Regions from separate parts of the Homo sapiens genome. Here region 2 is linked to region 1. A link is a contact called in ENCODE Hi-C data. All regions are on one chromosome and are shown on one strand. The core of a region is the stretch at or near the end of the contact, and the rest is flanking DNA. Distances in the headings are between cores, read along the strand shown. Region 1 overlaps MNAT1 (MNAT1 component of CDK activating kinase). Region 2 overlaps SYT16 (synaptotagmin 16).

What was found. Hi-C counts contacts between places; a loop is a spot of excess contacts on that map. Pooled maps may share reads with other maps.
Region 2: a loop to region 1 is called in a pooled map, with 17 times the contacts of the local background. The contact joins two enhancer-like sites. A Hi-C loop is called at or near these places in 3 of 37 single-sample maps with no recorded cell type and 3 of 50 pooled maps.

Annotation. Positions count from the first base shown.
Region 1 is chr14:60,750,031-60,757,482 of GRCh38, reverse strand. The region is part of intron 1 of MNAT1 (MNAT1 component of CDK activating kinase); the gene reads right to left. Among named protein-coding and RNA genes, the nearest start is that of MNAT1, 19 kb to the right of the region's middle. RefSeq lists enhancers at 3,368-3,417, 3,828-4,107. Within about 2 kb of position 3,587, at least 5 of the 41 ENCODE cell types and tissues checked have a DNase peak (open chromatin) inside an H3K27ac peak, as active enhancers do.
Region 2 is chr14:62,076,715-62,084,166 of GRCh38, reverse strand. It overlaps SYT16 (synaptotagmin 16), which reads right to left. Exons shown (of 8, transcript NM_001367656.1): 6 at 2,893-3,333. Among named protein-coding and RNA genes, the nearest start is that of LINC00644, 60 kb to the left of the region's middle. RefSeq lists an enhancer at 2,976-3,095. Within about 2 kb of position 2,971, at least 3 of the 41 ENCODE cell types and tissues checked have a DNase peak (open chromatin) inside an H3K27ac peak, as active enhancers do.

The DNA.
Region 1 (7,452 bases), core at 2,338-4,837:
ATAACTTTATCAAACAAGACATTTCAGTGTCTCAATTGATGACCAGAAAATGTCAAACATTCTAGCCTGTGTGTGGGTGTGTGTGGACAATAAAAAAAAATGCACTAAAATACTGCAAAATCTGGAACTGCATTTAGATAAAATTTTCATAGTGGCTTGATACAGTCTATATATTAATATAACTTGGAATTATCACCAAAAACTGAGGAAAGAGGTAAATAAGAGTAAGAAACTGTCAGATCAGTATGTATTTCCATCTCAAACACCAATCCCTCCAGATTCCACAAAATAAATTACTCCATACACCGTTAGTTTTAAACAGGAAATTTTTAGCTTCTTAGTACTCTGTGTTATGTTTCTGAACAACTTCTGCAGTACCAGAAAGTTGCATATGATTTCTTCAAACTAACAAGTCAAATAGCCTGTTCTCTCTCAGTGAAATGTGAGAGCCAGTCACTTGGGAACTCACAGCTGATGACATCTTAAAATCAAGTTCTAGTCCAGGTCAAATACACTAATGGTTTAACCAAGCCAAAAACTAAATTCAAGAGAAACTGTAGGCTACTACTTAAACTGGAAGTGAATATCCTGTTGTCATTTACCTCCAAATACAAGACAGCATGATTGATTTTGCCCAAAAAAACGCAAGGGCATTTATACATTTTAAAAAGAAACTATATGGCATCAAAATAGACATGGCTCTATTTTGTAAAACACATTTCTGTATTAATAATTAAATCCCCAAAAGACCACAGCTTTAGGCCACAGGTATATAGCCAGAAAGAGCACATGAATGACACCTTTGTGAGTCAAATGGTATCTTCCCAGTAACACTAAAACTTTATACTTGCTTTATTTTCATTTTAATTGATTTCCAGTTGGCAGAAGTTCCTACCACTTACATCAAGATTTTTCCATCCTCCAGCTTAACTGTTAAATGGTAAGCAATCCATAAGACACTGTGAAGTATAAAAATATACTATTTTTTAAAATTCTTCCATGATCACTCTTGAATATTCAGCCTCCTTAGTAATGGGAAAAGCACTTCTTAGCTCATACTCTATAAAAGTTCAGAATTTCATGTACAATAACGCATGTTCCAAGAGTAACAAAACATTATCTGACAGTAACTTTTCCAGACAAGTGTAGCATACTCCAAAATGCAGAAGTTCTATTCTAAACTTTTTTCAATATAACTCTGTCTTTAATGCATATGTTCAACAAATGTGTATGGTTGTGTACTATCACTGAAACTTTCCTTAATGACATAGACAGCTCGTTATGAACAGAGGTTCCCACATTGTGCTATATGTAAGTTAACAAAACTCAATCTTTCTTATCCCATAGTCCATTAAATAGGCTATCAAATAATCTAAGCATCATAATGAAAGAAATAAAAAGTCTACATTTCCCAAAAAAAGACAAGTATTTACGTTTCAGAAGCATTACACAATGGCATCACATCATGTGCATACTTACACAAATTCACTTATATATGTTCAGCAAAAAGAGACAGAGATACATTTTTAGAAAGCGGTCCCATTTCCCCAGCCTCTCCTCTCAGTGACTATCTCTATACCCCAGAGTAATCATAAAATGAGAGATGTCACTCTGCTGTTCCCTCTGTTGCACTCAGTTTCAATGCCTCTCCTAGGACAAGCATCTTATTGGACTATATATGACAGTGTTTAAAGGTAAGTCTTTTCAGTATAATGCCAAAACAAGAGCCAATTACTTCATCTGCTGTTCAGGTGAGGAATACTGATTTATTACTATGCTGGAAGGAAAACTGGCTGCGCTAGGTTTAATGAAAAATTATTTACCCATATGGACAATTTCTGATCCTTAATATTAAGGGTAATCTTCACTATATTTTCTGCTTTACATGACTTTAGAATACAAATTCCAGGCTGTGTGCAGTGACTAGCCTACAATCCCAACACTTTGGGAGGACGAGGCAGGAGGATGGCTTGAGCCTAAGAGTTCAAGACCAGTATGGACAACAAAGCCTGACCCTGTCTCTACAAAAAATAAAAAATTAGGCCAGGCACAGTGGCTCACGCCTGTAATACCAGCACTTTGGGAGGCCAGGGCGGGTGGATCATGAGGTCAGGAGATCAAGAACATCCTGGCCAACATGGTGAAACCCCGTCTCCACTAAAAATACAAAAAGTAGCCAGGTGTGGTGGCACGTGCCTGCAGTCCCAGCTATTCTGGAGGCTGAGGCAGAAGAATCACTTGAACCTGGGAGGCAGAGGTTGCAGTGAGCTGAGATCACTTCACTGCATTCCAGCCTGGGCAACTAAAAAAAAAAAAATTAGGTAGGCATGGTGGCACACACCTATAGTCCTAGCTACTTGGGAGGTTGAGGCAGAAGGGTTCCTGAGCCCAGAGGTTTGAAGTTACAGTGAGCCGTGATCATGCCACTGCACTCTAGCCCAGGCAACAGAGTGAGATTTTGTCTCTGGAAAAAAAAAATACGTATATACAAATTCCACATAAGATTCAACTCCACTGTATTTCTTACTTACAGAAACAAATCTATTAACAAGGTGAAAGTATTTTTATAAAGAATTAGTTTCTCAAATTGCTACTTCATGCGTTATAGAATGTAATCCAGACCTTAGTCAATGACAGGAAGCTTACAGGATTCTCACTAAAAACACTAAATTATTATCACATCTTACATGATATTAAAATGTTTACCTTTACAATACTACTAGATTCCCCCTTGATTACTTCTGAATAAAAGTAGTTCATATGCCTCTGAACAAAAGCCACTTCTCTAATGACAATGGCTTGTTGAACATGCGCCCTTAGAAATTTCTCCCTATTGCCAGGCGCGGTGGCTCACGCCTATAATCCCAGCACTTTGGGAGGCCGAGGCGGGCAGATCACAAGGTCAGGAGATCGAGACCATCGTGGCTAACACGGTGAAACCCCGTCTCTACTAAAAATAAAAAAAAAATCAACCAGGTGTGGTGGCACACGCCTGTAGTCCCAGCTACTCAGGAGAGCGAGACAGCAGAATCGCTTGAACCTGGGAGGCGGAGGTTGCAGTGAGCCAAGATCGTGCCACTGCACTCCAACTCCAGCTTGGGCGACAGAGCGAGACTCGGTCTCAAAAAAAAAAAAAAAAAAGAAGAAATTTCTCCCTATTATTAAAAAAAAAATAAAATCCCTAATATGTGTACAGCTTTTGGCAATGTGCCTTTTGTTTTAATAAAGATGAAGGGATTCTATTAGTTATCTGTTGCTGCATAACAAAACACCACCAAGCTTGACAGCTTAAAACAATAAACAATTTATTATCTCACAAAATTTCTCAGTGTCAGGAATCCAGGAGCAGCTTATTTGTCAAGATATCAGCTGGGGCTGCAGTCATCTGAAGACAGGACTGGGACTGAAGACTAAGATGGCTCACTGACTTGGCGGTTAGTAGAAGGTCTCAGTTCTTAACCACACGGAACTTCATAAGGCTGCTGACGACACATAAACTGTCTTTCATGACAGCAAGTTGCCCAAGAACATAGAGAGTAACCACATGGAAAGCCACAAAGTCTTTGTTAAAGACCTAGCCTTGGAAATGAGAAACTTCTACCATATTCGATTGGTTATACAAGCAACCCTGATACAATCAGGGAGAAACTAAGCAAGGACATAAAAAGTAGGAGACAAAAATCACTGGGAGCCCTCTTGGATTCAAGGTATTCCAGTGATAAATATACATATGTGGTTGGTGTGGTTTTACATATGGCCACAAATTCTTTATACTTCTTTCATCAAAAGGGGAAGCCCAATTCCCCTTCCTCTGAATGTGAGCTGTATTTAGGACTCTGAACAAACAGAATGCAGCAGAAACGATGGTGTCTGAATGATGTTCATAGAAGACATCGTGGCTTCTGTTTGTCTCTCTCTTGAATCATCCACCTGAGGAGAAGAAAGCTACTATGTTGTGCGAACACTGAAGAAATCCTTAGGAGAGGCCCATGTGACAAAGAACTGACACCTCTAGCCAAAAAATAACAGTAAAGAACTGAGGACTCCTGACAAAAACCACATGAGTGAGCTTAATACAGTCAGCCCTCCATATACATGGGGTTTTGCATACTGTGAATACTGTATTTTCAATTCTTATTTGTTTTGTTTTTTGAAATCCACATATAAGTGGACACACACTTCAAACTCATGTTGTTTAATGGTCAACTGTTTATCCTCCAACTCCAGTCAAGCCTTCAAATGAATAGAGCCCCAGCTGAAACTTGATTGCAATCTCATGAGACACCCTGAGCCAAAACTACCCAGCTCAGCCATGCCCAAATTCCTGATGCACAAGAACCGTGAGAAAATAAATGTTTGTTATTTTAAGCCATTTAGTTTTAGGATAATTTGTTAGACAGCAATAAATAACTAGTGCAAGCCAGGTGCGGTGGCTCACGCCTGTAATCCCAGCACTCTGGGAGGCCAAGGTGGGTGGGTCACCTGAGGTCAGGAGTTCAAGACTAGCCTGGCCAACATGGCAAAACCCTGTCTCTACTAAAAATACAAAAATTAGTCGGGCATGGTGGTGCGTACCTGTAATCCCAGCTACTCGGGAAGCTGAGGCAGGAGAACTGCTCCAACCCAGGAGGCAGAGGTTGCAGTGAGCCAAGATCACACCACTGCACTCTAGCCTGGGCAACAGAGTGAGACTCCATCTCAAAAAATAATAATAATAAGTAGTACAATGGTAGAGTAATATGAAATTTCTTACAAAATTAGTTACTGAGTCAAAACTTAAAACAGCATTCTCCAAAGTGTTTTTTGTTTGTTTGCTTTGAGACAGAGCCTCACTCTGTCACCCAGGCTGGAATATAGTGGCACACTCATAGCTCACTGCAGCCTTGACCCCCTGGGCTCAAGCAATCCTCCTACCCCAGCCTCCAGAGCAGCTGAGACTACACAGCACACACACATACAAATAAGAAGATAAAAATTAAAAGAACTCCTCTGTGAAAGTATTATGTATAATTTTTTTCTTTTGTCAAAACATTTTTTAATATTATCTTGTGGCATTTTTTCAATAAAACATAATAGACATGCTTAAAATAAATCTATTTTAAAATACATTTTTTAAAAAATGCAAATATTAAAAACTATATTCCTAATCCCAAAGAATATAGAAATAGATCCTTAACTGGTCCTCACTTATGCTCCAATAGATCTCAAAAATACAGCATCTGGCATGTCATACTTCATAAATCCCATCACTTTTGAAAGCTTTTTTGTCCCATATCTTCTATTCCAAATCCATTCTAGATCAGTAGCAAGAAATAAGATCAAATAAAACAACATATTTTGGTAACATTATCTGAAACAGTACCAAAATATGATGATTTTTTTAGAAACATGTCAGTTAACACCAGGAAGTAAACACAGTAGAACTATTTATAAAGAAATTATATCTAATATTGGTAAATTTCAAGATATTTATATTTTAATGAGCTGAATTGTTTATAAGTAAACCAGTTAGTGCTAGATGCAGTTTGCTTCAGTTACCTGAAATTAGAACAGCAAGTTCATTAAATATATATAAATCAGTGGTGCAGAGGCACTGCACCATATTGATGGAGGCTTCATTGATTTTCAATGATATAACCACTATCATATTTGTGTTCTAAAAAAACTGAGTGAGGTATACAATCACTTGTCCTCATCTCAAAATTCTTTTTTTTTTTACATATTCCAACTTAGTAAATGAAAAGAAAACCTAACACTCCAAACATTTCTGATAAAGTCTGTTAAATTTTAAATTTTCTTATCTTTTTGTAGAGAATATATATATTTGTTTGTACATGTAAATAATCTATATTTCTTTAAAAATAAATATGAAAAATAAAAATACTATAAAATAAGTTATCCTACAAATCATTTCACTGCATCAACAATACAATTCATTTAGGCTTCCTAGTTGACATCTGATTATACCTCAAAAACCAAATACTATGTCATTGCTTATATATCATCAATAAAAAATAAAGATGTGGCAAATACAATATCAGGAAAAATATCATTATTGAATATTCAAAGATGCTTTTTATCGTAAGCTAGCACCCTAGAAAATAAAATATAAAGAGAAAATTGTTCTAAGTAGATCAAAATGATTTTTAATATTGTAGTTTTTTCATCTTATGCATGAGTTTGAGTTACAACCCAGTTGCATTACAGTAAAAAAAAATGTATTTAGTCAACAGGTAATCAAAATGTAATTGAAAATTAATTTTGAAATTTAATTTCTGAATGGGATTTACACACAAAAAAAGAGACTGGAGCTGTCCAGGTGGGCTATGCAACCATATATCCTTTCTTAGGCTTCAGTTTCCCCATTTGATTAAAAAAAAAAAAGAAGGTGGAGGGAGACATAAAATACAACTAGAAAGATGTTTGCTGAGCTCCTTCCAAATTTAAATTAACTAAGTATGTCAACTTCCTATCAATCCTTTTAATAAAACAAATAGCATTTTGTAAGCTGTACTTTTGCACAAACTTTCATACTAAGCCTGAGAGCCAAATCAGACAACACATTCCACTTTCCTAAAGGGGCTAATATTTAGATAATTTCTCTTCAGTGGCTGCTTTAGACAAAACCATTTCCATATTTGGAACCACGTACAACATTTGTATATTTGGTATCACCCAGACATTTTTGTTCCCCTGATGCTAACTTTGCAAAACCTGTACCCAACCAACCAAAATGATTTGCTTCCCCAAAGGACCTTTTCCTAAATCAGCAGAACAGCTAAAATCAGGCTGCAAGATTTCAGATTTATGTTTCTTTAGCAAATAGTAATTTTTTTAAAAAATAGCTTATTTAACAATAAAGCCCACTTTCACATCTTAACTACAAAGAATATTTCTATAACTATAAACTTTCCTTTTCCTCCTTGTTTCAAAAAAAAAAAAAAAAAAAAAAAGGCTGGGCGCAGTGGCTCACGCCTGTAATCCCAGCACTTTGGGAGGCCGAGGCAAGCGGATCACGAGGTCAGGAGATCGAGACGATCCTGGCTAACATGGTGAAACCCTATCTCTACTAATAAAATACAAAAAAGATTGGCCGGGCGTGGTGGCAGATGCCTGTAGTCCCAGCTACTCGGGAGGCTGAGGCAGGAGAATGCCGTGAACCCAGGAGGCGAAGCTTGCAGTGAGCCGAGATCGCGCCACTGCACTCCAGCCTGGGCGACAGAACGAGATTCCGTCTCAAAAAAAAAAAAAGAAAGAAAGAAAAACGAATTTATTTTTAATGACTCAAAAGAAGAACTAAGACACTATAAAAGTAATGGGGGCAGAAACCATGTCTGCCACATTCACTGTTGTTTCCCCAGAACTGTGTTTTCAACCCTCTTAGACCACAAAATTTACCTAGATAGTATAAAATACTGGTCCCCACCTCGAAAGACTATGGTAGGGCCCAGA
Region 2 (7,452 bases), core at 1,722-4,221, 1.3 Mb before region 1:
TGGCCCACGCTGCACTACTCTCTTTTAGAGAAAGCCGATATTATGTTTGGTGAAATTGTGACCCAATCCCCAATGACTGCCAAAGATGACTAAGGGCGCACTCGGCGTGAATTACAATGGGCCCAGGGAGCACAGTCACGGATGAGATCCCTGCATTAGGAACTGACATATTTGTTTCAAGAGCTGTCTCCATTCAATATTTCCTCTCTAAAGGCAAAACGGACAAAGACGTTATTACTAGTGTAAATCAAACCCTCTAAGATACAAGGAGAGTTAATAATACATTCAATATAGACTCAAATTCCCCCCTGTGTAATCTGTGCTTGGATGTTTCTAAGGAACCCCTCCACTCCAGGCCTGAGGTTTGTTTCTGTTCTCTGCAGCTCCTTGATGAATATGGCAATACAGGAGGCGTTGTGTCTTAACTATAAAAGAAATGACCACTGGACGTCTACCCCCACATAGAACATTTGGCTCCTAGTTCTGCTTAAGGTTGTTAAATATATGCCAGGTGCCAAATTTTGCCTTTTAAAGAAATAACTTACATTACAAATGAGCACGTTTACAACTGTTTGAGAAAAAAGACAACACATGGGTTGTGGGTCTCAGCGACCTGGCAGGCACCAAGTGAGCCCAGGAGAACCTGAGCTTTCTGTCATGTTTATTCATGGGCACGCTTCTCCTGAGCACCTACACTTCCCCACCAGGCACGGGCACATCGGGAGGAGGAGCACAAAACTGAGAAGGACACTGATTGTCCCTCAAGGCACGGGAGTAGGAATCGACCCTGTGGGGGCAGGCAATCCTGTCCCCCTGAAACACCATCTCCTCCACCAGAAACAAGGGCATTAGACTTGACTTAAACCTTTCTTCTCAATGTTTGAAATCATTTCTTCAAATTTCTGACCAGAAACTCAATAATTAGAACCAATAAAAGGAATCAAATATTCTGCCCATCTGCAGGAAAGTATCCTGTTTACCAAACCACAGACATTTCTGCAGAGCGCCCCCCACCTAACCTGAGGCTGTATGGAACATAGTTTGTAAACGGCAGGGCTAGGTGGTCGTGATAGATGTCTTACAGACCCTGCTGTCTAGAAGATAAAAATTCAACAATGAAATATTTGCTTACTCTTAAGTGAGACTCACTCCCCCTCCTGTGCTCCTATAAAAGCTTCCCGCTGTGGCACCTGTCACTCACTGCTTGCCTCTCCCATCAAATTCTGAATCCGTATAAATCTCTCAGTCCCTGGTGCATAGCCTAATGTCTGGCACATAACTGTGCTCAACAAATAACTGGTGAATGAAAGACTTCCACCTGCAAAGTTCTTTTACACTAGCTCATTTTCCCCATTCAACTCCGTGCCACCAGCACACAGCATAGGGCCTAGCAAGCATAAATATGGGTGTGATCATCCCCATTCCCAAGCTCTATCACGCAGGATCCCTTCTGATCTCCACTGCATTCTGTTTTCCATCATTTCCGATGTGCTTTACTCAGATATTAAGAAAAAAGGGAGATCTGAGCAGAGCTGAGACATCATCTGGCTTATAACTTTAAAAAGCTCATTCTGGCTCCCATGTCCAGAAGAGTCTGTAGAGGCAAAGGCAGAAGTGGAAAGACCACCGCTGAGCAGCTATTTCAGTAATCCAGCAGAGAGCCAGGTTCTGGTTGTACCTGAAGATAGAGCCAATAGGATTTCAGGTGGAAAACAGAAAAGTCACAGATGACTTCTGAGATTTTTGACCCCAGCAATTGGAAGAATGCAACTGCCTTTAAGCAACATGGAGAAGACTGCAGGGGGAATAGATTTAGGGAGGCAAAAATCAGGATTTCAGGCCTGAAGACGTTAATTTTGAGACATCATTGGACATTTAAGCAGACAGATCTGCCACCACTACAGTCCAGACTTTCTGTCTCCTTTGTTCTTCCTCAGATATGACAAGCTTCCCCACTCCCCCGGCCACCCCACATCCTGACTGCTTGCATGTGCTGTTCACTCTGTCTGGAACTCTCATCCTCCTCACAGCACCAGCCTCGCTCTCTCGATGCTTTGAGTTCCGGCGTTTTATCACCACCTCAAAGAAACTTTCTCTGATCCTCTAAACAAGCGGCAGCCTATCACTCTGTCTCCTTGCCTACTTGGCCACCACTAGACTGCAAGCTCTCCAAGGGCAGAGGCATCGCCTGCTTAGTTCTTTCCTGCATCCACTTTGCCTATACCATAATTGACAGTAAACATCTCTGAATGAATGACTGATTGAATCCAGAGCCTACAGAGCTCCCTGATCTGTTAACGTGGTTTTGTAAAAGGAGATGGGCATACTACATGACATATAACCCACAGCAGTAGTGAGCTGCCCATCCTGTAGGCATGTAAATTATGACACCTTTCCTTGAAACCCTGTGGCAAGCAGGGAAATGGGGTATGAGGGAAGACGGTAGTAACACAAATGAAAGGTTTCAGAAGCAGCTGAAGTTCTGGGCTGCTCTCTCAGTCTGCCCCAGCATACCCGTTAAGAACCTTGCCCAGAAAGTCCCATCTCTGAGATTCATCATGATGCAGATTGGGGGCAGGAGGAGTAGGATCAGTTATCCACAATCCAGAGGGCCAAGCCACCTTCCCTGTTTTTCTCCATGCCCTCTACCACACTGCTGCTATTTTGTCCTAAAATGGACAGGGCATTTATCCATCAGGTTATCAGGAAGACAGGCATGAAAGACCCATTGTACCATGAAGTGCAAATCATGGCTTACAAGGGTGAGGAGAGCCAAATGGAAAATTAAATTAAAGTCTCTGAATTCACAGACTGAACGTACTAAATCAAGGGCTGACAATCCCAGGTCTTCGAACACACCACATCATTAGCAGCACCATTTAACATACTCACGCTTATATTACTTCTTGGCTCCAGAACCAGAGTCACTTTCATTTCCCCTTCTGGGTGCAGGTGGCTGAGATAGAATAGTTTCTCTCCCATCATTCTCTCTCGGGTCATCTTCCGGGCAGCGTACAGGCGGAAGCGGACAGCACAGGCAGCCACATCTCTGGGCTCCAGCTTGGCAAAGGTGACCTTCTCCCTGAAGACGGGGTTGGGCCCTCTCTGTATGTTCGTCCTGCCCCTGTGTTTCTTACCAGGCAGCAGCACTACATGAACTTGCCAGGAGTTGACACCACTTCGGTCCTTATCTGGGAGGCCCTGTGCCCTCACAATGGTCACTGTGAGCTTCTGGCTGGCGGCTCTATATTCAAAGATGACATCTAGGTCACCACACTTTGAGATGGGCTCTGAGACCCCGGATGGCACCTGCAAATTGGTCCTGTCCTGTTCCTGTTGCAGGCAGAGGAAACAATTAGAAATGGAAATGATGATACCCAATTACATTTTGGCCAGTTGGTGCCCCTTTGTGCTCCTTCAGAATCCCTGCTTTCTAACTGCCAGTGTATTCCCTCTATATCAGATAGGTCTGTTTACTGGTCTATCGCTGCATTAAACTGTGAATTCTTTGACGGCAAAGTGCCTAGCATATGGTGCGCCTTCGTGAATGTTTTTGGAATGGATAACTAAAGCTTTTATATTTTTGCAAAGTGTTTTCATATATACTGCCTCTCAAAAAGCACAATTGCCCAGGATCATTGAAACCAACTGAGATGCTAAATCTAAAATTAAGTCAACAGGCAATTGTCCATAGGCAACTTTTCCTTGTGTCCCTAAATACAGATGGTTGAGCCTGAGCCTGTTCTCCACAGGCAAGAGCTTTCTACAGACAAGAATTTTGATGGGAGTCCCAGGAAGGTGATGCTTCAGTATATTTTCAATCTAAGTGGGAGAAAAGGTTTAGGGCTGAGCTTCTCAAACTTTAATGTAGACCTAAATCATCTGAGGATTCTGATTCAGTAGGTCTGGAGTGGAGCTTGAGATCCTGCCATTTCTGGGACAGGCACAAGGGATGTTGACGCTGCTAGCCTCGGCTCACACTTTGAGCAGCAAGGATTTAGGAGGACACCTCCACAGCCCTTTAGTAAACAGCAACACTGAGCCTGGAGCCAGAACACCTAAATTGAAATCATAACTCTACCACTGACTAGCTTTTTTACCCTGGCCAAATAGACCAGCCTCTCGGTAGTCTAGCTTAAAAATGCACATTAATGTGCCTACTTGCTGGTGTGTTGTTGTGAGGTTTTCATTGATATGAAAATACCTGGCTTAGACCAGACTGCATAAATATCTATTCCCACCACTGGACTGGTGCTACCTATTCTCAAACACACATCCCTCTTTATGGAATGTCACCCTTGGGTAGCAATTTACATGCAGCCACTCAGATCTGATGACCTTACTGGGAAAACTGAGCTAGGCTGCATTTATTATAATGAACCACCCCACTAACAAATTATAAATAATGTCAATAATAATTCTATTTTCCTCTGAAGGCATGATCCTTACCTGTAACTAAACTTTGATCTGATTCTTATTGCAAACCAGTTCTTATTTATGCAATTGAACACCAGAACTTGCTAATTTAGAGATCTCGTTTCAAATTATAATACAATGCCTCAAAATGTGCATCCATCAATGAAACTTTCCCACATAGTCTGGGTGAAAGTTCATGGTTCTCTGGGTTCGTATTTCCTTAGGAAGCCCAGGCCTACCACTTACTAGCTCTATGACACTGGGCAAGTCATTTAATCCTTTCCATGTTCTATTTTCCTCAACTGTAAAATGGAGATGGTACCTTCTGTGTAGGGATGTTGTAAAAAGTAGAGGACTTGACAGACAGTAGACATCTAATAAATATCCTTTTCTTTTAAGATTCAAATTAGCCTGCAAGAAAATTTAGATTTCTTGTAAAATAAGTGAAGCTTCTTATATCCTTTCCTGTGAGCATGCAATCATGCGTGAGTGTTTCTATTCAGAGGTACTTAGTTTCAAGTGATAAAAGTGGTTGCTATAGAGACTTTTGAATACAACTGACTAGTGTATATATATTAGAAGCAAGTCTCCAAGGATTTAGGCCAACTCAAAAATCAAGTCAGAATCTTCTCTCAAACTCCCTTGTCTCTTCCTAAAACTCCCATCTATTTTAGCCTACTCTTGATCATCTCTGTATTGCATTTCTGACCATAAGTAATAATAGCTAACATCTACTAAACTATTTCTTATGCCAAATACCATATCAAATCCTTTACAGACTATAAAAATTGGCTCTTAAACACTTCAGATCTTCTTGGCCTTAACTCATGTTCCATCTTCCCCTAAGGCACAGCCTATATGGGCTCTAAGTAGTTTCAGCCTGGAACTACTCAATAAAGTCTTACCTTCTACCCACACAATATAATTCTCATTTCTTATCATTGGTCTCTCTGTCGACCGCCAAGGCTTAGACAGCTGCAGAACCCTGCTTGACACCAATATATGTGAAGTCTACTTTTTGCCCCGTAGTCAGTTGTCCTATCAGTTCATACAGCTTCTTGGAGTGTGATCACACAAGATCAGGCAATTAGCCATACTGAGTGGTGGCCAATTCAACTGTGTATTCTCACACTTGACCTCCCTTCTTCCCTGCCTTACTTCCCTTGTCTCGCACTTTTGTTCCCTGGGGTTGCACTCCCAAAGCAGGGAACAAAGCCTTTACGTAGGCTCTGCTTTTTTGAGGAACCCAACTAAGAAACATTATCTTTTTGAATATTTACATCAATGCAATGAGGTAGGTATTTTAATATCTTCATTTTATGGAGGACGAAACTCAAGCTTAGAAAGACTAAATAACTAACACGCTCTCTCCCCCCAAGCCCAGATCAAATTCCCAGACAAGATTATCCAGGACTCATGCCCTGGCAGTTTGAGTCCCAGGCCTGCCTTAACTCGTATCCAATACTCAAAATTTCAAACCTTATTTTGAAACATACAGTCTCCTTTCTTCTTCCCCAAACCTTTAGGCATAACTATTTCTACATATAGACATATGTGTGTGTGTGTGTGTGTGTGTGTTTATATATATATATATAGAGAGAGAGAGAGAGAGCGAGAGAGCACTAGAGAGAGAGAGAGAGAGAGCAAGCGCACAAGATGAAGGGGGAGAAGACGGAAGGTGGGGGTTGGAATCACACTCTCTGTGGTTTTCACATCCTTTGAGGCCCCTGCTCTTAATGTTAGTTAATAGCTCTTAGTTTTGTCAACTTCAATGCCAAGGTAAAAATATTTTAGTGAATGAGGAGCTCTCTCCACTTATGTATCAGGCTGTCTCTTCGGATAAATGCTCACTCCACCTGCAGGTTTCTAAGAGAGTCCTGGGTAGAGCTCCTGACTGTCCTAAGAACTCCTCTGAATAAACAGATCCTGCCAATGGCTGGGCTTTGGATAGGCCAATTCAAGCTGTGGCCCATGAAAACTGGGCTTTGTAGCCCCTCCCTGGGTTGATTTGAGAAAAAGATTTGTGAATGCTGGTATTTTCATAGCAATTAATTATTTCAACACACTTTACCTCTCACCAGGCAACTGAAGGAGCTCCTCACTTGGGTACTGTTAATACCACTAATCCATCTGACCTTCCTGCAAGGTAAAAATCTCTTCATTCTTATCCCCATTTGGCAGATTTTAATTAACTTCTCAAGGCCAACCAATTAATCAGTGGAAAGCAGAGATGAAAAGTGGGACACCTGTCTCCCTGTGTGCTCAAAATCACCAGCCACACTCCCATTGTCTTTCCTGCCAAGCCCTGGGTCTGCAGGAAAAAGCCAAAGGCCTTCGCCAGCAGAGAAGAGCAGAGCTCGAAAATCCATCAGCCTAACAGGTAGTCACACTGCACGACCAGTTTCCTGCTGAGACAAAATAAATGATTCCTTGAGCTCCAATATCCTGGGCTTTTCCTTAAGATGAGAATACTTGTGTCAAATTGTCAAAACCCAGGTAGGTTTAAAGATTTTCTGTCAAATTGAAAGCCTTTCTGTTTTAGTAAGATAGTGTTGATGTCATCTGTGTGGCCTAAAGTAAACAGGCCTACAATATGTTCCTGATGCCAGATACACAGGGGAAGACAGAGTTCTCAATACAGCTAAGAGGCAAATAAATCATTTCTTAAAAGGCAAGCTAAGCCTGCAAAGCAGGCAGTTACGGGAACTGCCTCCGAGTTGGATTTGAGGTTCTACTGTAGGAGCACCAAATTACAGTTTTTTCTCAAAATAGATAGGAGGTTGAATGGAGCACACAGAGATGTCTGGGTATTTTTGGAGTCTGAGAACATTTAGTACCCTCAATACCGAGTCTTCTATTAAAGCTCCAGCAGGCAGGTAAATGGGAGGTGACCTGGAGAAGTCACTTCCAAGCCTCATGGCACAATCACCAAGGAGACAGAGTATCAATAGGCAGGCAAATCATTTGGTCTGTTTTGTTTTTGGGAGAGAGATTCAAAATATTTTTTAAGAGTTAGTGTGTGGGATTTGATACGGC